Linked DNA regions of Mus musculus: region 1 is linked to region 2. A link is a loop called in an ENCODE intact Hi-C map of the cell type or tissue named here. Cell type or tissue: left cerebral cortex. All regions are shown on one strand. Each heading gives the region's core, and the rest is flanking DNA. Links, peaks and the distances in the headings are about the cores only. Region 1 has its middle 42 kb from the start of Kcnk5. Region 2 overlaps Kcnk5 (potassium channel, subfamily K, member 5).

What was found. Hi-C counts contacts between places; a loop is a spot of excess contacts. Peaks named below come from ENCODE experiments on the same cell type or tissue, not always from the same donor. Only the 100,000 strongest peaks of a DNase experiment are listed, where the experiment ranks them.
Region 1: a loop joins it to region 2, with 6 times the contacts of the local background. A loop is called at or near these places in 2 of 42 quality-filtered maps.

Annotation. Positions count from the first base shown.
Region 1 is chr14:20,217,926-20,229,906 of GRCm38, forward strand. No RefSeq gene overlaps it. Among named protein-coding and RNA genes, the nearest start is that of Kcnk5, 42 kb to the left of the region's middle. In left cerebral cortex, for the core only: no CTCF peak of the experiment used is centred there; a DNase peak (open chromatin) is centred at 6,430.
Region 2 is chr14:20,167,285-20,179,265 of GRCm38, forward strand. All of the region lies in intron 1 of Kcnk5 (potassium channel, subfamily K, member 5), which reads right to left. Among named protein-coding and RNA genes, the nearest start is that of Kcnk5, 8.5 kb to the right of the region's middle. In left cerebral cortex, for the core only: no CTCF peak of the experiment used is centred there; no DNase peak of the experiment used is centred there.

The sequences.
Region 1 (11,981 bases), core at 1,676-9,675, 50 kb after region 2:
TTCCAACTTGTTGGCTTTTATTGATTTATGTACTCATTTAGGTATTTATTCATATATTTATTTATCTATTTATTTTTGTTTAAAATATTTTTAATTGAAAATAGTTTATTCTATACAATATTGTTTAATTATGGTTTTCTCTCCCTCAACTCCTCCCAGTTCTTCCCCACCTCCCCCCATCCAGATTGACCTCTTTTCTGTCTCTCCTTAGAAAACTGGGAGGTAGGCATGGCGACACAAGCCATCTCAAAGATCCATAGAGTGAGCTCCAGGACAGTCAGAGCTACACAAAGGAACCCCAAAATAAACACAGAAGAGAAAATAAAATTAGCAGGCATCTAAGGGGTTGTAGTATAATAGTATGTAATGTAATAATATGATAAAAAGAAAAAACAAGCCAGTTGAAATAGAAAGAAACAAACAGAAGGAAAAGGGCCAAAGAAAAATCACAAGAAACACATAGACACAGAGGCACACACAGCCACACCCATGGGAATTGTATAAAAACACAACACCAGAAGTCACAATATATACTCAAAGGGCCTGTAAGGTTTAAAAGGAAAAAGAAAAAAAAAAAAAAAAAAGCCTTGACAACATTCTCAGACACAGAACTCCCGAAGATGCTCTTGAGTTCGTTTTCTTGTTGGCCATCTACATCTGGGCATGTGCCCTACCTATCCTCAAAAGCAGTGTTTAGATCCAGATATCCACCAACAAATGAATAGATTTAAAAAAAAGTGCATTTACATAAAGAAAGTTTACTAAGCTGTTAAAAACAAATGAAAATATGAAATTTGCAGGTAAATGGATGGAACTAGAAAAACAAAGTCATCCCGAGTGAGGTAATGTGTTCCCAGAAAGACAAACATGGTGTGTATTCAAAATACTTATATGTGGATGTAGATGCTAGCTGTAAGGCCAAATGAGACCCAACTGCAATCCACAGAACCACTGATTAGGTAAGAAAGGGACCGGGTGACAGGGATAGATCTCCCTAGGAATGGAAAATAAAATAGATAGTTATAGATGAATGAGACAGGAACAGGCTGGAACTCGAGTATCAAAAGGGGAGGGAGGGAAGAAGGGAACAAGAGAAGTGAGTGATACGGGGAAGGAGAGCTGAAATTAAGGAAGGAGTCATACAGAAACCTGATACAGTAGAAGCTTCCTGAGATATACACATATATGAAGGTGCAATAAATGAAATTGCCAAATAACAGGGAAGACAGAGCCCCAACTCTTGTCACCAAATGGAAATTCCAGTACTTGGAATGGCTTATATCTGATTTAATTGTTGACCCAAAAGGTTCCATGGGAACCTCCAAACAACCCAGGTTATTGCCAAGGTCACTTTTCGAAAATTGACAGCAAGAATCTATTGTTGAAGACAATACCTCCACTGTTGTTCACTTTACACAGAGAGAGCACGCTGGTGCCCACTTACAGCCTTGACCCTTATGGGCCGGTGTTATTGGGAGCAGAATGCACTCTGCATTCTACCTACCCAAGGAGAAAGGTAAACACCAACCCAGCTCTGACCTACGATGATGTCCTGCCTGCTATATACACTAGGCCGACGGTGGCACAAAGCTGTGGGAGTACCCAGCTAATATCTGGTTTGAGTTCAGGCCCATTTTATCAGCTGGAGCTCCTTGATGCTGCTTGGATGAGCAAGAACCTGAGAGTAGATAACCCAGGAACCTAGAGTAAAACCAAGTACTACTGTTATGAAAAAAATAATAATGATGACTTCTAATGACATTCTGCTATACTCCTCGTTGGATTTTAGTTTTAAAGATTTATTTATTTTTGTTTTGCATTTTGCCTGTGTGTTTGTATACCCCCCCACCTTCAGGGAGGAAGGCGGGGATTACAGACCCTCAGTTGTATCCAACTTTTACACGGATGAGAGTAATTTCCCCATGGAACCATTATCTTCCTAGAGCCTCTGTCTGTCTGTCTGTCTGTCCTTCTTATACATGCACACCATGTTCCCTGCCCCTAGGCTTCAGCAATAATCGTTCTTTACTGCCATCCTCAATTCTTAATCATTGACTAGAGCTGGTCAGGTGGGGTCCAGTCACTGATGAATGCAAGAATCATGTGGTCTGTGGAACAGATGCCAATAGAGACTCCTCTGCCCTCTGCCCCCACCTCTGCAGCCTTTCTGCCTTGGGCTCCTTTCCAGGCTCCACCCACCCTTGCTACTGACCCTCCCCCACACTCCCACCCCAGTTTTGAGACTCTCACTAGCCTTTGAGGTTAATCTGGGACTTGCTATATAACTCAGGCTATTCTCCCAGCCTCTCTGTTTGTTTATACTAGAATAAACACACACACACACACACACACACACACACACACGCACACGCACACGCACACGCACACATATACATACATGATGGTACATGCCTACAATCCTAGCACTCAGGAGGTAGAGGCAGGAGGAACAGAACTCAACGTCGTTCTCAGTTACATCATCATCATCATGGATGGATGGATGGATGGATGGATGGATGGATGGACAAGGGATGGATGGATGGATGGATGGATGGACAAGGGATGGATGGATGGATGGACAAGGGATGGATGGATGGATGGATGGATGGACAAGGGATGGATGGATGGATGGACAAGGGATGGATGGATGGATGGATGGATGGATGGATGGATGGACAAGGGATGGATGAACAGGCAAATGTGCCTGTAGGGGTGACCCTGAGTAGCAATTCTCACCAGGAGACAGCAATGGTCCTATGCTTGCTGCCATCACATCCAAAGACTGGCTGCGGGAGGCAGATGATCCAGTAGTGCTGATCCCTCCTTGCCAGTGCCTCAGCCGCAGCTTGTTGGTTCCAGTTGGAGAAACGGGTCCCCCTGGGTCGTGGGATGGGCCAGGGCTGGAAACCCAGTGGGTAGGTGAAGGAGATTGTCATGAATGAGAATAAGCCAGCATTCTTACAGTGAAGTGTGTGTAGTAGGGGTGGGGGCAGGAAGGAGGGTGGTGGAATGTTCTGGAAGGAAGGAGAAAGGGCACAGTACCCACAGTCCACAGGTCCTCATCACTGCCTCCTCTCCTTCCTTATCCTCTCTGTCTTCCAGGCTTCCCAACCAGCAAGTCTTTCCAGATTGTCAGCAGAGCCCAGACCACACCTTAGCTCCACAGCCGCTTTGAATTTATGGATGCAGTTAGCTATGGTGTTTACTCTCCCTGCCCCTCTGTATTGTTAACCTCCCCTCCCCCAAGCTGGACTCCCCTTGAAGGAGCTCTTTGTTTCCCCCTTAGTTGTAGCTTTTATCAGACAGCAGTGGGGGTCAGAGGGTTTGAGTGGCAGGCTTCGCAGGCAGTCTGGTGACTGACTGTCTTGGTGGGTTTAAAGAAAACAGAGAGGGCTGAAGCACCCGGGGAGATGCGTCCCCACGCCCCTGTAACTGAGAAACAATACCACTCAATATTCCAACCGGCTGGGGCTGGAGCGATGGCTCAGAAGTTCAGAATGCTTGCTGCCCTTGCAGAGGACCTGAGTTTGGAGTCAGCACCTAAGTTGGGCAGCTCTCAACCACCTGTAATTCCAGCTCCAGAGGATCTGACACCCTCTTCTGGCCTCCTCAGGCACCTGCACTCACATGCACATAATTAAAAATAAAATAATAAAATCTTTAAAATGCGTCCGTTCCAAAGGCATAGATTGTTGAGGTTTCTGTTTCCCCCAGCTTGCCCCTTAATTTTCCAACTCTGGACTCAACACAATTACCAGTCTTCTTTCCATGTGTGCGTGAGAGAATATACATATTGGTGTGCACAAAAACCCGGGCTGTAGGCTGTAGGCTGTAGGCTGTTGCTGCGAAGCCTGAAATTCTGTCTTTGATTCCCAGGACCCAAATGGTGGAAGGGGAAAGTCAACTCTAGAAGTACAACATAGACACACAAGATGAATGAATGAATGAATGAATGAATGAAATGATTAAATTAAATGGACATTAAAAGTGTGCAGCCAAGGGGGCAAGCATCTGGAAACTTCTGAAGGTGAGTGAGTACTTGCATGTTGGAGACGTGGTGTTCCTAAGCTGCTCTCACTCATGACCTGCTGACCATGTTCACTTACAAGCTCTTGGGAGTGCAAGTTTGGGAGGGAGACACTGGAATGAAGACATACTCCTATTATACAGCAATGGGGAGAAAAATGGATATAGCCGAGACATGATGATACCTGCCTGCATAAGAGACAAATCACAATGCTCCATTTTCAGTAGGAAGTGTTCTTAGAGCTTATTACAGGTGACCAGGGGATGCTGGGCCTCTCTCCTGAGCTGGTGCTGGAGCAAGCTTGTCTCAGAACTCTGAGAGCTGAGAAGTTACAGACAGTCCGATACACAAGATTAGAAAGGGAGGCAACCCCAAGGCCTGGAATCTTCATTAGACAAGGCTTTGCATCTTGAACTAATAGGATGGAAAACTTGGGAAGGGGGCTTTCCAGAAAAACTCCAAGACTGTGACTCTCTAAAGCCTTCAGCCTATAGAAAAAAAAAAGTCAAGAACCTCTCAAGATCGGGGATTTTAAAAATCTCAGGCTTGCACCAAACCAGCAAATCAGACATTTTTACCTATTCTTTATGCGAACATCCTTTCTGTAGACTTGTATGTTTAAATCTGCTTCACTTTCCCTAATCTTTTTTCCTTCTTCTTTTTGAGGCAGGGTCTTACTAGGTAGCTTGGACTGGCCTGGATTCCCTAGTCTTTTTTATTTATTACAGCATAAGGGTCTTGTTTCTCATATCTGTAATCCCAGCTCTCAGGAGGTTGAGGTTAGGAGAATCCTGAGTTCCAAGCTAGCCTGGTTTACACTGTGAAGCCCTGTCTCTAAAACAAATACTCTCCACCCTAACCACCACTACCCCCAAACCAAAAACAAAAGGAAAGCAAGAAAAGGGTGAGTATGAGTGATAATTAGGAAGCCACTCAAAACTATGTTGAATTAAAGAAATAGCACTGCATTGAAGACTACTGTGAGGCATCTCATATCAAATTCACACAGGACAGGGGTTAATCTACAGCCTTTGGTACTAGGAGGGTTTCCATTCACAGGTGAAGGGGTAGTGATGGGGGAGATAAGTAGAGGAGAGCTGTGTGCCATGTGCTTTTAGTCCCTGCTTAAGCTTGGGACTCTGGAGGGTAAGATCTACAGTGTAGAGATCAGGAAAACCAGGGTGGGTCATGAAACTCATGGCCAACAGGGAGTTTTGATTCTGAGAAACAGAAACTCAGTAGCCACTTGACAGTCAAACTCCTCACAAGGCCTAGGCTGAGCCAGGCTGACTAAAAGGCTGGTAAGGAGGCAAAGGTCTCCTTTAATGTCACAGCCATCCAAGCACCTGCTGTGGTCAAGTTCAGGCCTAGCTCCTTCAGGATCTGAGATCCGTGGAACTTAAACCATCCGTGGGAGAAGGACGTGGCAGGGAGATAAACAAGAACACAATACCTACCTGAGTCACTCCCGGAAGCCCAGAGAAGGAAGTGGGCATCTGGTGTGAGCTGGGCAGATAGCACCACACTGGAAGGGCAGGAACTAAGACACTGGCCCAGGTGTTGCCGGTGGGTGGCATGACATCTTCTGGGACTGGAGGGCAGGGAAGAGCTGGGCATTCTGAGGAATTGCTTTGGCTTTTATCTGGAACTCAGTCTGTGTAGTGAGTGGGGCTGGGAGAAGAACTCATGGCAAAGCTCTGCCTGTTGCTTCTCCCACCCAGCACAGGAAGCCAAACAAGGAGCTGAAAGGCTGCCTCTCTGGAGGGACCAATAGGGCTCCTCCCGCATGGTGAAGAACTGAACAGGAGAGAGAGAGAGAGAGAGTCCTGGGACACTCTGCAAAGAGCCATCTAAACATTACCAGCTCTCTCTCATCCAATGGCTTCTGCCTGTAGCTCACAGCAGGTCAGCCCTGTGGCCCCTACCTTCAGCTCCTTTTTTTTTTTTTTTTTTTTGGTTTTTCGGGACAGGGTTTCTCTGTGCAGCTCTGGCTATCCTGGAACTCACTTTGTAGACCAGGCTGGCCTCGAACTCTGAAATCTGCCTGCCTCCCAAGTGCTGGGATTAAAGGTGCGCACCACCATGCCCAGCTACCTTCAGCTCTTAATTCCCACTTTTCACTCCCTGTTCCTGTCTAAAAGGCTCCTTCCTCAAAACACAAGTTCTTGGCTCTTGGGTTTTCTTCATCATCTATTTTCCTCTGACTCTCTCTGTCTCCATCTCTCTTTGTCTCTGCTTCTGTTACTCTCTCTGTCTCTGTGTCTCTCTGTGTGTCTGTGTATCTGTCTCTCTCTCTTTCCTCCTCTTTGTCTCTCTCCCTCTCTCCACCCTCTTGTTCTCAAAGAAGCAGATTTTTTTTTTCCTGGCTGAGAGCCCAGCTGCCCAGCCCGAGATTGTACAAGCCGATCTCAGTCTCTCGCCCATCTCCGGTTATGTGGCAAAGTCCCAGCAGATGCCACTGGGCCACCAGATGCACTTTTCCTTTCTTGCCTCTGGGGTGTGGGCCTACCAAGGCACCAAAAGCCTTCACCCCCATCCCCTGGAGCCTTTTTTCTGGAGCTAAGGATGGAACCCAAGGCTGTGTGCAAGCTAGGCAGACACTTTACCACAGTGCCCCACCTGTAGCTTCTTTAAAACTCCTCCAGCCCCCTCAGGAGCCCCTCGCTTCCTCGTGCGGGTGTGCCTCCCTTTCCGCTATGAGGACACAGAGCAGTAGGGCCTGATCTACACAGGCGTCTTGACCCTTGCCCACAGGGCCGAACAGAGAGGACAGACTCTGATCTCTTCCTGCTCCCCAGCTGAAACTTGGCACAGGGTAGGTTCACAGAATTCGGCAGACGTGGAGATAAGCCAAACTTTTTGGTCGCCCATGGAAAAACAGGTTTGAGGAAACTTCCAGCTTATTTGCATATATTAATCCTTCAGAGAAGGAACAAGCTGGCAAGTAGGTGGTGGTGGTAGGTGTGTGTGTGTGTGTGTGTGTGTGTGTGTGTATGTGTATATGTGTGTACATCTTTTGAGCCTCAGACTGGGACAGGGTGAGGAGACTGAGGGTCCCAGGTCATAGAATATAACTAAGGTTGTGTCCAATGTGAGGAACGTGTAAGGACCTCTTTGCATTTCATCCTTTGGCCCCTTCCCTGCTTCTCTCTGTAGTGCTATACTGATGGTTTCCATAGTGACTCTATTTGCACCTGCAATGAAAAGTGATTGCTTTCAGTAGAGGCCTTAGAGATCTTAAAAGTCTTCTGGAAGGCAGCATTCAGTGGCACAAAGGTGACTCAGAGTCATTGCAGGATGGATGGACCTTTTGCAGTAAGTAACACTGGCTACTGTAGGCTGAACAATCCACTGCCTGGTACTGACAGCTAAGCCTGTCTGTCCTTGGACATTACAGAATTGGGGAATAGGGAGACTGATGGCTTGTTAACTGTCTTGCCAGATAGCCTTAAGCAAATCAGCTTACATCCCTGTGACTCAGTTTCCCTGTCTGTAAATTAGAATCTTGGAACATCCGAGGGGATGTGCCTATGAAAATTAAACAACACAGGAAGGAATGAGGAAAGTACCTGAGCGAGTGTCAGGGTCTGTTTGTCAGTTCTCAGAAGAGGGGATCTGTGTTACCCAAGCAGGCCTGAACCCTGTGAAATTCCCAGCCTCCCAAGCAGCCGGCTTCTATTAATAACAGTCTAAGTCCTTAATCAGTGCAGGGAAACCCATGGGAGCATGGTGTCAATGGGGCCCAAGGAGCTTTTGTGGTAATGGCTGAACAGCCATTAAGTGGATCTGATGCAGACAGAAGCTGCGCATGCAGGGTCCTTTTGAGACTATTGTTCAGACTTCGGACTCTGCTTTTGAGTCTACACAAAGGCAGCTGTGTGGAGAGAGGCCCAGGGATGGAGCAGAACACATCAAGAATCCAGAGCTCCCAGTCTTGGGGAGGGCTCTGGGGTACCTGGGATTTGGAGGGCTGCCTGTCCTCTAGAATTATGAGTGTTTGGACCTGGTTTCAAGGTAAATAAGCATAGGATTAATACATGCAAATGCGCTTGTAACTGGACCTATCCGGTCCATAGACCTGTTTTCCTGAGTGCCCAAGGTGCTTCGCAGCCGGGAGACTTCCGTGTGGTTCATGCCTGTGATTTCAATACTTGGAAGGTCAAGGTGGGAAAACTGTGACTTTCCCAAGGAAAAAGGAAAAAAAAAATATCAGAAAGAGGGAGGGAGAGAAAGATAGAGTTCACTCAGGAAATAAAATAATACCGATTTAAACATCTCTTCTTTATAGTTTGTTGGTTTGTTTTCTCTGGCTTCAAGCTCTTGGCTCCATATTACAGGTGGATAGAGAGACAAGTGGATGACGTCAACAAAAATTAAAGAAAACAAAAAGACACAAGTTCAATTACCTTGGGGTTGAGGTCGGAACACTTTCACAGAGATCAGGAATTCCTGCTGCTGGCTGTGGAGTCTCAAACACTCGAGCCAGATGCTCAGTGACACTTCTCATGTGTCTTTCTTTATTCTTGAGTGTGAGTATGTGTACATGCTCGTGTGTGTGTGTGTGTGTGTGTGTGTGTGTGTGTGTGTGTGTGTGTGTGTTTGCACCGGCTGCACCCTGAGGTCAGTGCACTGACTGCACGCTGAGGTCAGTGCACCAACGGCACCCTGAGGTCAGGGGACAACCCCAGTGCCATCCCACGCCTGAGTTTTGAGTCCAGCACACTCACTAACCTGGCCATGGAGCCCCAACAACCCGCCTGTCTCTGCCTCTTCAGTGCTGGGATCACAGGTGTGGGCTCCAGTGCTCAGCTTTTTTACATTGGTTCTAGAGATTAAACTCAGGTGCTCATGTTTCCAAGGCAACCAGTACAGCTCAGAGTACCCTCCGCCTGGGGACAGGTCTCTGCAGTAACTCCAGGTCCAACTGTTCACCTCAGGGAGGGAAAGTCTGATAAAGATTTTATTGGAGCTCACTGTTCCCCTGAGTCTCTAGCTGCTGTCAAACTGTCCTGCCTCTCCGTTGCCGGTATTTTTTATTTTATTTATTTATTTTTTTTTTTTATTTTTTTTTGCCGGTATTTTTTAAAATGCCTGCTCTTGGCCCCAAGCCCAGTATGTTCCCCAGTTATTCCTTTCTGACCCCCAGTTCCCCTCCCACATCTACGTTTCCCTCAGTGCCCTGTTCTTTATTGAGTTTTTGCTAAGCATGCTGATCACTAGTTCCTGCTACAGTGCAAAGGCTGACCAAAGTGCATGGACATTCACAAACAAAATCCTTAGAAAAGCAGGTTAGCAATGGTTTCAGCAGCTCATCTTCTTGGTGCTATAGCTTGGATCTGCAGCATTGCCCAAATACCCTAGTGTTAAAGGTTTCATCCCCAGAGGGCTATGGAGAGGTGGTGGAAAGTTTAAGCTTCCTATGGCAGGTGTTCTGTTATGAAACATTGGGCTAACACAGGCCCCAAAGCATCAGGCAAGTCACAGTTGAACCTGCTGAGGTTGTAAGCTGATCTTCATCAAGGATTTCGTTATAGTCACAAATACTAACTAATGTGCTAGGAGGTCAATATGAAGGGGGCAGGATCTTGCTTGTATCATAAGATCAATTTCCAGTCTTGAATTTTAAATTCTTGGATGACCTTGAATAAGTCACACATTCTAATTTTTGCTTTGTGGGCTGTTCTGGGACTACTGAAGGATACTAACTCAGCCTCCATGTGCTGTATAGACTGCCTTCCACCAAGCTAGTGAAGCTAACCTGACTGTCATCATTCAGCAACCCAGTAAGGGGGTCTTAGTTTCTTCATGAGGGTCCCTAAGGACATATTGGCTATGTTAAATCCAAAGGAGCCCGTTAACGCCCTGCAAAGGCTGTTTCTGCAATCTTCCAGGTGCCACTATCCTCCTTTGGCAAGTACCTAGCCCAAGGCTGGCACCCAGTAGACACCTGTCTTGTCCAATGTTAGCTCCTGTCCCTTCCCTACAGGGCAAGATTCCAAGCAGACATTTCTGCTATGGCCAAGTGAAGATTCTTGTCCCCAACCCCTGGTACTTGCAGTCATCATAATTTATCTAGAGTGCCTGGTTCTTGTGCCCAGTATCTAAGTATCCGTTTCCCTGGAGGCTGAGGGATGTGACAGCATCTGGGAGGATAATAATCTCAGTTCCCTCAGGTGCTAGCTGTGACACTCGGGCAGGTCATTGTCCTTCTCAAACCCCATTGTCTCAATCCTATAAAACAACAGCAATAATAGTTGCCACCTCACTGGATAACAGGAGACTTAACAACCAGCTAGATAACCTTAGTGATAACTTTTCAGATTACTGATGAATGCTATCCCAAGTGGGGACATCTGGGTGGAACTACCCCCACCAGGATTTCACAGGCCTGGACACCATCTCTGAATAATCACAGGGCTGCCTCAGTGGGAGAGAGGTAGCTTGAGTTCTTTCCAGGACAGCAGGACAGAGTGTCCTAGAGACTTATCTAAGAGCCAGGATGGGGTTCTAGTTCAAGGTTTGCAAAGTACACGTTCCCTTGGGCTGCAGCAGCTGTCATCCCTGGCAAGGCCTTCTGGTGATGAAATGTGCCCACCCTGGGCGGAGCCAGTCAGCCACTGCCATGGCCACCACACCCCACCCCTCCCTGCTCCACCCCACTAAAGAAGCTCAGAACGGCGTGTCTCCTTGTGGGTTTTAGCCTGGCCCAGAGCCAGGGTCCAGGTGCAAGGGTGGAGGGTCAAGTAAAGGGAGGGAGCCAAGGGAATCCAGGGACAACCCCCAACTCTGCTCAAGAGAGGCTTCAAGACCTTAGACAGCCCCCTCCGTGCCCACAGCTTTGTTTCCAGATACGTTCAAAGATCCCTGTCTTCTTGAGAAGTTCCCTGCTCTCAGACTCCTGGGGAAAGGCACAGGTCTGGAGTCCCCTGTATGTTGTCCCTACTGCCACCACCACCACACACTTGCTGCTGAGACAATTGGAGGTTTGGACCCTGTCTTTCTCTGTTCTTTCCTCTCCTCTTGTCCCCACTGCCCACATCAGGGTCACATGTTTCACACAGAGGCTACTGTCAAGAATGACCTTAAGGTTTGACTCTTCTGACTCCATCTCCTCAGTTCTGGGCTCACAGATATTTACCCACAATACCCACTTTGTATGTCATGCTGGGGAACAAACCCATGGTCCCATGCATGCAAGGCAAACATTCTGCCAAATGAGGCATACCCCCAAACCCCGTCTTATTTCCTCCAGAACCAGGTCTCCTCTGCTCTAGGCAGCACCTGCTCTTGAGGCTTCCAGGTTCAGGTAAGACCATAAAACATTACAAGAATCCCAACTCAGACTGGAATGCGATGGCAGGCTCAGAAGGGGCCAGGTATGGCTCAAGAGAGCAGACAGGGATGTTGTATGAGGCTCTCTCTGTTTGTGCATATGTTCCCACAGGGTGGCTTGACCCACAGCCACTCACCAGGCCTCGTTCCTGGATTTCTGTGACTGTGCACAGCTCCTGCCTGAATCTAGAGACAGCCCTGCTATGGGGCTTCTTGCGGACTGGGTGTCCTCTGATCTCAGCTCACCTCTCTGCTTGTGACTCTGGTGCCAGCGGCTGTGGTGACCAGTTGAACTAGGCCCAGCAGCCACCCAGACTGTGTCAATAATCTTCACTCATTGCTGTCCCTCTCCGTTTGCATCTCAGGCTCACCAGTTTCACTCCAGAGCTGTGATTTTCCCGTGGATGAGTCACCCACAGAAAGACAATAAAAAAAGGCGATTAAAAAGCGCTTTGGCTGCTGGGACTCCCCACCTCTGTTTACAGGAATCCAGACCAGAGGCAGAAGTTCCTGGAGCAAGTAGACAGGAGCCTTTTCAGAGGCCCAAGGAAACTATTTCCTCAGAATAGGGGCTCCTGAGGGCCAGGGCCATCCTGTCAGAGCGGTGCTCCCTGAGGACAGG
Region 2 (11,981 bases), core at 2,185-10,184:
CCTTAATTGCTTGCCCCCCAGCTGTAATTGCTCTTCATTGCACTTCCCCACCCCTTGTAAGCACAGATGTCTTAGACAAAGTTGTGTAACTTTCTCTAAAGGGCTGGGCCTTGGCTCCAGGAGGCTGCTTAAATAACGAAGCTCTTCCAGCCTTACAGTTTTTAAGTTTTGTTGCCGGGAAAGAGAGGGGTCCTCGGTGTAAATCACCTCCTGCAACCTCCACGATGGGCAGGAGGTACCAGCCAACCAGCAGCTCTCTGGGTGCAGATTCTCGGGGAGCTGAGCCCAATGCTGGACAAAATCCTTGGGGAGTGGGTTTGGAGGTGGGAGTGGGTCTCAGTCGGAGCGCTTGTGCCCCAGGATCTAGCCTGGCCCAGAAAAACACCCTTCTTTCTGCGCCACTGGGAGCTTCCCCACTAACATTTACCTTTCTTCCACCAACGCTCATCAGCAGGGAAGCCCCGCCCCCAGATCTCAGGGAGGGCCATGTTGGGCAGGTTAGGAGAAGCGAAACATAGGAGGCTCTGCACCCCAAAATATAATCAATACCTCTGTGACTTAAAAAGCAATGTTACAAAGGCACGGGAGTGCTGCAGAGTTCTGACCCCAGAAACCAAGTCACACCTCACAGGGTCACCTGAGGCAGTAGTGAGATGGGAGACAGAGACAGGAGGATTCCCAGAAGCTCACAGTCCAGTTGGCCTGCTGCACGAAGGAGTGAACAAGACTTGTCTCTAGAAAGGTGAAAGGAAAGGATTAACCCCCAGGCTTCACGGTGGCACATGCACACTCACATACACCAACATGCACAGACACACAAGGATATCAAACATACATGTGCAGGTTTAGAAATGGGCTAAGAATTATCTCTGTGAAGAAAGGCCCACAGCCACACCTGCAAGCAGTTCTGCTCCACTGACCAAATTTGCCTCTCAACCAGAAACATCCAACCTGCAGCCCACAGGTCACATGCATCCCAGGAGAGCTATGCATCTGGCTCCACATATTTGCATATTATGTCACGTAATGCCAACAGGTTAGACATCCCTGCAAGACAGTTCTGCCACCAGCTTAGTGGCAGGCCCTTAGCTGGCCCTGGTTTCCAATCCAACAAAGGGGATGGCATGCATTTGTCTATGGAGGAGGAGGATGGAGAGGGCCCCTTCCTGTACTGGGTCCATGGAAGAGACAGAATAAAGGTGTCAAATGAATGGTTCTGCAGACTCTTGGAAAAGGCAAGGTGGAGGGAGGGTAGGGTGAGCACAAAGCCTGCATCTGCAAGCTTTTTAGAAGACTGGGTGGCGTCACCTAGGTGAGATAGGAAACACCCTGCAAACACTTCTGCTCCCTCCCTGTGTGTAGGTCAAGAGGTGGAAAGATCCAATGTGGCTGTGGTCTAGATCTGTCACACCACAGGCCCTATCAGCTAGAGAGGCACCTCCTCTCCTGCAAACAGTCCTGTCCTCACAGCTCCTCCTGGCAAGGCTCTGTAGATTAAACAAGGGCAGGGGCATACACACATACAGGTGGCCTACCCCAGCCCATCCACATTACATTTACCTTCCTCATTTCCCCAGAACACAGCCCAAAGGCATTCCTGAAGGTGCAGGAAGGACCAGGAGTAGGCACAACATCCTCAGAGATGGAGACACACATATGGTGTGTGCTCATGCTTGTGGGTCTTCACGATCAGCACGTGCTTTTTATCTGCTGTGAGACCTGGATATTTCCTTGAAAGTAGAAACCACAGCTTCTCCCTCCAACCCCAGCGCCCAGCAGAGACCTGAAGACCAGGACTTGGCGACCACAACCTGGGCATCCAGCATCCCAGGAAGAGCTTGGGGAAACATTGACACAAAGCACAGCAGGGTGGAGCTGGGGGTGAGCAAGTTTGAAGGGGCAAGGTTGGGTGGGGTTAGCAATTGTCCTAGGGTTTATAGTGCTGTGATAAAATACCACAACCAAAAGCAATTTGAGAAGGGTGGGCTATTTGACTTATACTTCTATGTCACTGTCCATCACTGAAGGAAGTCAGGGCAGGAACCTGGAGGCAGGAGCTAATGCAGAAGCCATGGAGGATGCCATTTACTGGCTTGCTCACCTAGCTTTCTAGCACACAGGACCACTCCAGGAGTGACATCACCCACAGTGAGCTGGGCCCTCCCACATCAACTGTCAATCAAGACAACGCACCAATGGCTTGTCCCCTTGTCATCTGGTGGAGGCATTTTTTTCAGTTGATGTTCTCTTTTCCCAAATGACTCTAGCTTATGTCGAGTTAACATAACACTATCTAGCACAGGAATAAACTCTTTTTATTGATTTAAAGGTTTTTTTTAATTGTGTATGGCGTGTTGGAGTCACGGCACAAATGTAGAGGTGGGAGGACAACCTTCAGGGGTCAGTTCTCTCCCAGGTTTTATCAGGCTTGAGAGGAAGCACCTAGCCCCACTGGGCCATCTCACTATTGTAAACACTGATCATTTCTTTCAAAGTCTGTGAGAGACCAAAGCCTTTACCTGGTTAAAGTCACCTCACTTTGATTTTGTAAAGGCCTGGTCTCTTCCTCATCAGACTTTCACGAGAAGGTACATGCCACTGAGAACCTGGGCACGAGGGAACATGAAGCAAGCGCTTACCTCCGCACTGAACATCTTGAGAACTGGGTCTTATCACACAAGTCTGGGGACAGGGAGATGTGCCATGTTGGGCCCTTATAACTTAAAGGCACTCCAATCCCTCTTCATAGATGGATGGACATGAGGTAATTAAATCTGGCCAAAGTCACACAGCACGAACTAATGTATAGGGTAAGACTAGGACTACAGTTATGATCAGGTTTTGTCTTCACAATGGCTCAAATAGGGGCTCCCTTTCCCCATCCTCAAGTATAGGTCAATTCAGACAATTAGAGGAGCCCAAGGTGTGCAGTCCCCGAGATGAGGCTGGTAAGATTCCAGGTGGCCTACAGGACCAGGCTCCAGGCTACACAATAGAGCCAAGCTAGTCCTTCCTTCAACTATCCTGCATAGGTTCTCACAGACTTGGGACACACATGCCCCTTTGTAGGAAGGACTTGGCTAAACAGCTGCAGTTAGATCACAGCAGGGCATGGGGGAGTGGGTGACAACAGCCAGAAGTACACAGTCCTGCCTAAATATTTCAGCAGGAAGCTTAAATATTTAGATGGGTAAGAGAAAAAAGAATGCATATTGCAAACCTAACCAAAGAGCCCTGGCCACCAAGAGAGCCCCAAGAGTGCTGATACTGTCCTGTCTCTAGGGAAGGTCCAATGTGGTCACCAACCCTGCACAGCCACCACCTAAGGAAGACAGTCCTGAGGCTATCTGGACCCAGGCTTCTCCAGGAGGAGCTTGAGACTGGAAGGGAGAAGTCACATTTTCAAGCGTTGATTATGACCATCAAGGAGTGAACTGAGTTGACTGGGAAGGAGTAGACAATGGTGGGCAGCATGAAGGAGGGCTTTCTGGGTTCCTCTTTGACACCAGTTTCTAGATTAAAAATGCATGACGAGGACTGTGGGGATGTACGGAACAAGATGCCCAGAGAAAGGGGGTACAGAGAGCAACTGATACTTAGGTTCTCTGTTGTATGGTGTAAGCCCTGATACAGTGGAGCACCACTTTTGCATCCCATGGAGGAGACAACTTGCTCTCGGTCACACCCATCAACACCCTGAATGCTTACATTACCCCTGTGCACCAAAAGGTTCTGAGACACCAAGTCTATGTGGCATATTTCCATTTCTCAGCCTCCCTCCCTCTTGCTTCTTCAACCATCAACACAGCCGAATGGACAGCAAAGTGGTTCCAAGCATGAGAACTGGGTGCCAGCCTTCATCACTCTCCCAATCACAAGGCCTCAGACATGCTGTGACCTCTGTGGTTGTATTGTTACTTTTCTTGTTGCTGTAATCAAACTCCTGACAACTTTAGGAAGATGGGCTTATTCTGCCTTTCAAAGGTCAAGAGCATATAGTCCATCACATCAGGGCACAGAAGGCACGGGCATTCTAGTCTTCCAAACTCAATCTAGAAGGCCCACTAAGCTTCTGCTTACAGCAAGCATCCTCGGGCTTCTCTAGCTTGTAGCTCCAAACTCTTATACATTCCTCATGCATACCAGCTCCAAAGACCTACAGGCCAGGTTTATCACAGAAAGGACTCCCCCTCCCCCAATTCCTGGTACCATTTCCCCTTTCTCACTGCTGTTACAAAATAACTAACAAAAACTTGAGAAAGGGAGGGTCTGCAGGGCTGGAGAGATGGCTCGATAGTTAAGAGCACTTGTTGCTTTTGCAGAGGCCCCAGGTTCAATTCCAAGAAACGGCATGGTGGCTCACAACCATCCATAAGTACAGTTCTAGATCTGAAGCCCTCTTCTGACTTCTTGACTTCTGTGGACCGGAAACCAGACAAGCATATGGCGCACATGCATGCCTGCAGGCAATATATATATATATATATATCAGATAGAAATAATTTTTTAGGGGGTCGATTTGAGCTCACTTTGAGGGTACACAGCAGGGGAGTCATGACAACAGAAGCGTGAGGCAGCTGTTTCTATTGTGTCCTTTGTCAGGAAGCAGAGGTGAATGCTGGAGTTCAGCTTGCTTTTGCCTTTTTCTTCAGTCAGGACCCCAATGTGATGCTGTTGCCTATATTCAGAGGTGTCTTCCCAGATCAGCTGAACCTTTCTGGAAACACTCTTAGATACACCCAGAGGTGTGTTGCCATGGCAACTCGACAGTGAAGACCATCACGGTGGTCTCTTCTATTTTGCTGCTGCTTGCTTTTCTGTGAGGTGATGATGGCACCTGGCCAAGGACATTCTTAGTAACAGTCTCCCCCTGGCCCATGCCTGTGTGCTCCAGTCACCAGCTCTACTAACTAACCATGGGCAAGACCAAGGCTTAGTTGACAGTGGGCCTCAGCCCTTTACTTTACCGTGTACATCCAGAACAGCAGTAAGTCCCAGCCCATAGTTCTAGAGATACAGAAAATGGGCCAGTCCCTTGCCTAGCATAGCAAGCAGGAGCCCACAGTATGCTCACAGGCCTGCTACCCACACCCACTCGCCACCCTTTCTTCCTTACATTGGAGAAGAGAAACCCATGTGTCCATGATGCACTACTGGATATTCCAGGTACGCTCACTAACACCAACCTGCTGGTGGCTCCTTGTTGTTCCCCCTGCAGACCAGGGTTCCCTGAGGATAGAGGCTGGGGTTGTTTGTTTGTTTGTTTTGTTTCTTCAGAGTCTGATTTCCCCAGAGAAAGGGTTCTTGCGCAGACTTCTGGAAATGGCAAGTGAAACTTCCAAGGCCCTGCAACCGTGTCCTCCCCTCTGGCCTCCACCATCTGTCACCCATCACTCGGCACGTCAGTCTGCATTTCCCCTCACTCTGCCACCCCCAGAGCAATTTCCTCTCCCCAGCAAGACTGAGCTCAAGGGCTCAAGACCCTCCAGTTGTTTTTTGGTTTTTTTTTTTTTTTTTGAGGCTTCCTGCACAGAAAAGCTGGCCAGCAAGAGAAGCCCCCCACACCACCCGCCCATTGGGGTTTTTGGTTACTTAAGGATTGGAGTTAAGTCTCACAAAAGGCTTCAAGAAGAACTTTGGTATCCTGTCCTTTTCCACAAGAGGACATGAAGGACGGCTGGGAAAGGTAGCCTGGAATGGAGTGTCTGGGTAGACCATCCCAGACCCTGACCTACACAGGAAAAGAGGCACCTTAATGAGGTCTGAGGTGAAGAAGGGGCTAAAGACTATGAGCTTCTGGGAAAAGCCACACTCCCATTTCACCAGAAGCTGAAAGGAAGGAGGCGTCCTTATCAGAACACTCACAGAGTGAGTGGCTCGGCCTACGGAAATTTAATTTCAGTCAGAATATTCCACTGTTTGCAAGTTGTAAATGGCTGTGAAGAAGGAGGGAACTTTCTGTAATGTTATCCACTTCCCCTCTTGAAAATGGCAAACATTTGATGGAGTTCAAATTCCTTGGCTACACTCACAAGGCTCTGTCATCTGACCCTCACCTCTCTGGCCTGTGGCTGCACCTCAAGCACCATGGTGCTAAATTATACCTCTCTGGGGGCTTTGGAAGGGGAAGACCCACGCCATCCTTCCCCACCCACTTTCATGTTGAAAATATTCCATCGAGGGGCTGGAGAGCTGGCTCAACGGTCGAGTGCACTGGCTGCTCTTCCAGAAGGACTAGGGTTTAAGTCCCAGCAGCCACGTAGCACCCCACAACCATCTGCAACTCCAGCCAAGGGATGCAAGGCCCTCTGCTGCCTTCCTTATTCACTACACACACATGATGCACAGACATACATGCAGTTAAAATGCCCGTATACATACAAAAAAAAAAAGACAGTAAAACCGAATATTCAGTTGACAGTTGGGATGTGGCTTGGCGAGAGTGCATTTGCTTAGCATATGCCAGACCTGAGGTTCCATTCTCATCACAGCAAAACTAGAATGCAAATAAACTGGGCTGATATAGGCCCAGATGCTCCAGGAGCGCATTATATGGCAGGACTATTTTTAACTGTTTAAAGGACCTCCATACAGTTTTCCAACGGCGGTGCCATGCTACACATCAAAAGACAAACGCTGCATGATTTCATCTACCCAACAGATTTGAGGGCAGCAACTTCATAAACACGAGCATAACGGTGGTTTCTAGTGACTGGGTGAGAAGGTGGGGAGAGGTGCTGATTAGTGGGAAGTTTCGGTTCTACAAAAAGCAAGGGTTAGCAACTCAGATCTGAGTCACAACAGTGAGAACCTCGTTAGCACTGGATGATGCTCAAACCTGCTGAAGATAGTACATTTGACTTTTTTTAACATTTACTTTTCTTTATTTTTTAATTACATGTGTATGTATGTGTCTGTGTGTGTGTCTGTCTGTCTGTCTGTCTGGGTGGAGGTGAGTGCACATCACATGAATGCAGGTGTCCTTGAAAGCTAGGAAGTAAGGTATCAGCGCCACGTCAGCGCTGGGGGCTGAACTTGGCTCCTCTACAAGAACAAGACTTGCTCTTAATTGCTGAAGCAGCTCTCCAGACTCCATATTTGTTTTTTATAACTAAAAAAATATCCGCGGCCAGCTTCATCTACAGAGTCCTACAAGTTCCAGGACAGCCAGGGCTACATTAAGAAACCCTGCCTTAGCCGGGCACGCCTTTAATCCCAGCACTCGGGAGGCAGAGACAAGCGGATTTCTGAGTTCAAGGCCAGCCTGGTCTACAAAGTGAGTTCCAGGACAGCCAGGGCTATACAGAGAAACCCTGTCTCGAAAAAAGCCAAAAAGAAAAAATATAAAGAAACCCCGCCTTAAAAAAACTAAAAACAAATAAAAAATAAATTCAGGCTGAGAAAGCACCTCACTCGGTGTGGTACACGTGTCTAGCATGTGCTAAGACCTTGTGCACTAAGCTAGCCCTAACATTAAATGCTCTAGGAGGGTCTTCTTGGGCCACCGAAATGGCTGGGTGGGTAAAGACACTTGCTGCCAAGACTGACAGCCTGGGTTTCATCCCGGGGACTCACCACATGGCAGAAGAACAGAGTCAACTTGTGTCCTCTGACCTCAACCACGTGGCCACAGTGTGTGTGTGCTTTCCCCCCACCCCCCACACACTAATGTACAAGGTTTTGTTTTGGTTTGTTTGTTTGTTTGTTTTTTGAGACAGAGTTTCTTTGGGTAGCCCTGGCTACACAAATCCTGGAAGTCACTCTGTAGACCAGGCTGGCCTCAAACTCAGAGATACCTCCTCCTACTTCCGCTTCCTGAGTGCTGGGATTAAAGGCGTGCACCACCACCACCCCTACAAGTCTTTTGGATTCTTTACAGTTTAGAAGTTCACTATGTCTGTGCACGCGGCACTCCATACAGTCCTGAATAGGGTGGCCATCCTTTTCTCTGAAAATCTAAAGCACTCCAAGTCAAACCCTTCTGACTAAGCACTAACGGGACATCCCAAGTGGAAAAGTCTATACTTGACCTCACGATGAACCACAACGCAGGTACACTACAGTCCATAGAAACCACTCTCAGGGTGTTTGTACCTGTTGTACATGAAACAAGACTTTTGTGGTGTGATTCAGGCCCTGTCCTCGAGCTGCTCTTGTGGCTGCAGACACTCCAAATGCATGAAAACCCAAATCACTTCAGACCCTGTGCAGGACTGAGCAGGGGCAGGGTGGAATGGTCACAGACAAGTCCGAGGGTCTCAGCAAACAATGGAAGACACAGATCTCTCCCCGTGCTTCCTGATGGTTACCCACCTCACTTCTGTCTGGAGCGTCCCTGCTGCACCCCAGTTCTGGCCATCGTCTTACATCACCCCAATATAAAGACACTCCTAGGGGTTCTTTCTCAGAAGCCTAGCTCTCTGCTCCCCAAAGTTTTCATTTCCCTTCCCTCCTGTACACCCCCTACCACTAAACACAAACTCACCGAATACAGAGGCTGAGACCAACTTGACAGCAAACCCCTAAGTTCAAGATGAAGGCCTTTGTTTGGCCCCAGGTCAGGGCCAGCCAAGCATGATGTGCAAAACCAAGGAACTGAGTTTCTTTTAAACACCAGTCTATAAATAGGCGAAACCCCAGGAAAATACTTAGAGGTGACAATCACCACCTCCTGCAAACTTTCAAGCTCTCAGTGCATGCGAATTTCTCCCCAGATGGTTCGCCATGACTGTGTCATCTAACCATGCTAATGCTCCACTAAACCTCCCAAGAGAGCTTAGTAACAGTTCACTTTAACTGGTAAAGCTCTAACCAGCACAAGTTTACTAAGGCAGACCTTTTGAGGTAGTGTTGGTGTTTTTGTTGGTGTGGGGCTTTTCTTGTTTGCTTGGTTTTTTTTTTTTTCAGTCTTCAACTTAAGTGTAGCTTTTTGTTTGTTTTTTGGTTTGGTTTGGTTTGGTTTTTCGAGAAAGGGTTTCTTTGTGTAACCACCCTGGCTGTCCTGGAACTCACTCTGTAGACCAGGCTGGCCTCGAACTCAGAAATCTGCCTGCCTCTGCCTCCCAAGGACTGGGATTAAAGGCGTGTGCCACCATTGCCCGGCAACTTAGGTGTAACTTAAGAAAAGCCAAACCATTAGAAATGGTTGTCCTTTAATGGCTCAGCTGGAGACAGAGGCAGGCTGATCTCCCAGTTCAGGCCAGCCTGGTCTGCAGAGTGAGTTCCAGGACAGCCAGAGCTACACAGAGAAACCCTTTCTCAAAGAGGAAGGAAGGAAGGAAGGAAGGAAGGAAGGAAGGAAGGAAGGAAGGAAGGAAGGAAGGAAGGAAGGAAGGATGGATAAAGGGCGGGTTGTCTTCCTTTTAAAAAAACAAATTTGCCCACTTCGAAGCTCTGCAGTTCTAGACTGTGAGAATTCAAGCAGGGTTAGATCAAGGCTCAAAAGACCTAATGACTCTTTTACCAAAGGTGGGTGAGACCAGTGAGCCTCACAGTGTCCACCTTGGCTTGAAACAAAGTGAGTGCTCGTATTAACCCTCTGTTCCCCTGAACTGGGCTCAGAGAAGTTTTTCTCTAAACCTTTCAATATTCTTCGCTTTGAACATTTTGTTCTGAAGTCATTAAACAGTCCACAGTTTTGTTTTTTCATAAATTTGGCGGAGGGTTGGTGTTAGAACAGATGTCAGAATTTCAAAACTGGGATGTATTTAAGGGTTTAACCATGAAAGGAGTTATACCAGGGAGCTGGAGAGATGGCTCAGTGGTTAAGAGCACTGACTGTTCTTCCTAAGGTCCTGAGTTCAAATCCCAGCAACCACATGGTGGCTCATAACCATCCATAATGAGATCTGATGCCCTCTTCTGGTGTGTCTGAATACTGCTACAGTGTCTTACATATAACAATAAATAAATTTAAAAAAAAGAAAGGAGGTATACCCAAAATCCCCTAGAATGTGGTGAGAAGCTGGGAGGGGGTTCAGGGAACGCCAGGGCTCACTTTGGGATACCAGGGCAGAAAAGAAGGCCTGTTGCCCTATCCCAGTCTCAGAAGACAGTGGGACATATGATCCCATCAAGAAGCTTGTTGACCCTTCCTAGGCTAAGAGAGGACACCCCACAAAGTTAAGACTCTCTCCCCCCACTATTCTCTATTCTCCACTCTGACCTGACCTCCTGAGACGCCTCTGTATGAAGGCATAACACTGTTTGTTTAACCTTCTACCTAAAAGACTTAGATGAATTGTCAGCCTGTCAATTTAACTCAGTCCTCAGCTTTCCGGGAGGGAGAAGAAAGAGGGACTTCTAAAAACAGCTGTGCAGAACTGAAGGGTGTACACACAGCTTCAGTGACGGAGACAGTGCCGAGTCAATCAGGCAGCCACACTGGAGAAGACTGTGTGCCTGTTCCAAGGGAAACAAAAAATAGAATTTCCCAGCAGTCCAAAGTCAAGCTGAACCAATTAACTCAGGTCACTTAGAGACAGCAAGTCTCCTGCGGTGGGCTGGCAAAGGTGGATATTGCTGTAGGGGAACCCCCAAGACTGGAGCTGTTGCCCTTGTGGCCACTTTAACTTCCCTGGGTGTCAGTTGCCTTATCTTAAAGCATGAGGTCACCATAAAGCACCTGAAATAAGCAGGTAAAGTACTTGGCAGGACGCCGTCCGCAGAGAGCACTCCATAAAACTCAGAAAATGCTAGCGGCAAGAGCTCCCTGCTTCTTCTATTCATACCCTCTTACCGGGAGCCCTACCAAACTGCTCATTTTGCAGATGAGGATATTAAGGCTAAGGTAAGTTAACTGGTTTGATGAGGAAATGCCCCAGCCAGGAAGCACTAACAGCTTATGCCTCTGCACAGAAGAATAATGTTAACCACAGTGCTCAGCACAGTAGATGCACTCACTATACATGCCAATTTCACTTGCTGGGTTTAAAAAAAAAAGAGGAAAATACATAAACAGCTAGAATAGCCAGCCACCCAAAAATCTGGTAATGCCAAACAGCAAGGCACATGCCTATAATCTCGCATCCAGGGGGCTGAGGCAGGGTGCTTAAGAGTTCAAAGGCAGCTTTCACCTCGTACCAGGACCCTGTCTCAATCCCTAAAATCAGTGGAGCATATGCATCTTTATTTAACCCCCAAGCTTGGGAGGCAGAAGTAGACGGATCTCTGTGAGTACATTCTATGCACGGAACCAATTCCAGGACAGACAGAGCTACATAGGGAGACCCTGCTTTCATAAATAAATAAATAACCAAATAAACAGATTCATTAATGGCAACTAATGTAAGAGCTGCAGATGTGTCTCAGTGGGTAGAGTGTTTGCCCTGGGTTCCATGCCCAACACTGCATTCACAGTGGGGGTACCATACATAAGAGCTGAAGGTTGAAGGATCAGGAGTTCAAGGTCACCCTCAGATACACAGTGAGTTCCGGGCCAGCCAGAGCTACCTGAGACCCTGCCTTAAAAACAAACAGCTCTAACAATAAGGTGCAGTTTGTTACTTCAGTGGGAGTTCAGACGGTTTTGAAGGCAAGAACAGCCAGGGGGTCCTGGGTTGGATACAGGGCACTTGAAAGGCAGCCTGTGTGGCACAGCTCAACCACAGCCTAAGTAGGGGAGGGAAGGGCTACGTCCTTTTTTTCTGTGCTTTTGACTCTACAGCCACGGTTTGCAGCAGTAAGCCCATCCCCCCCCCCCCCAAGCTTAGCTACCTCCTGCTCCCACCCCAGGAATTTTCAACTAAGGGGCTTTGTGATGACCAGGGTTAAAACCCAGAACCTCAGGTGGAAAATACCCAGGCAGCCGAATGAGAAGGAAGATTTTGGAGTTTTCATTTTTTCCTTAAACCAATTTCCTGAGGCCTGAGGCAGCGCCCCAAGTCACAGATCAGAAAGCCGAGAGAGGCAGATTTTTGCAGATTAAGCTGAGGCTGGCAAATGCTTTCATTGGTCCATTTTCATTTCTTGGGTTTTTTCCT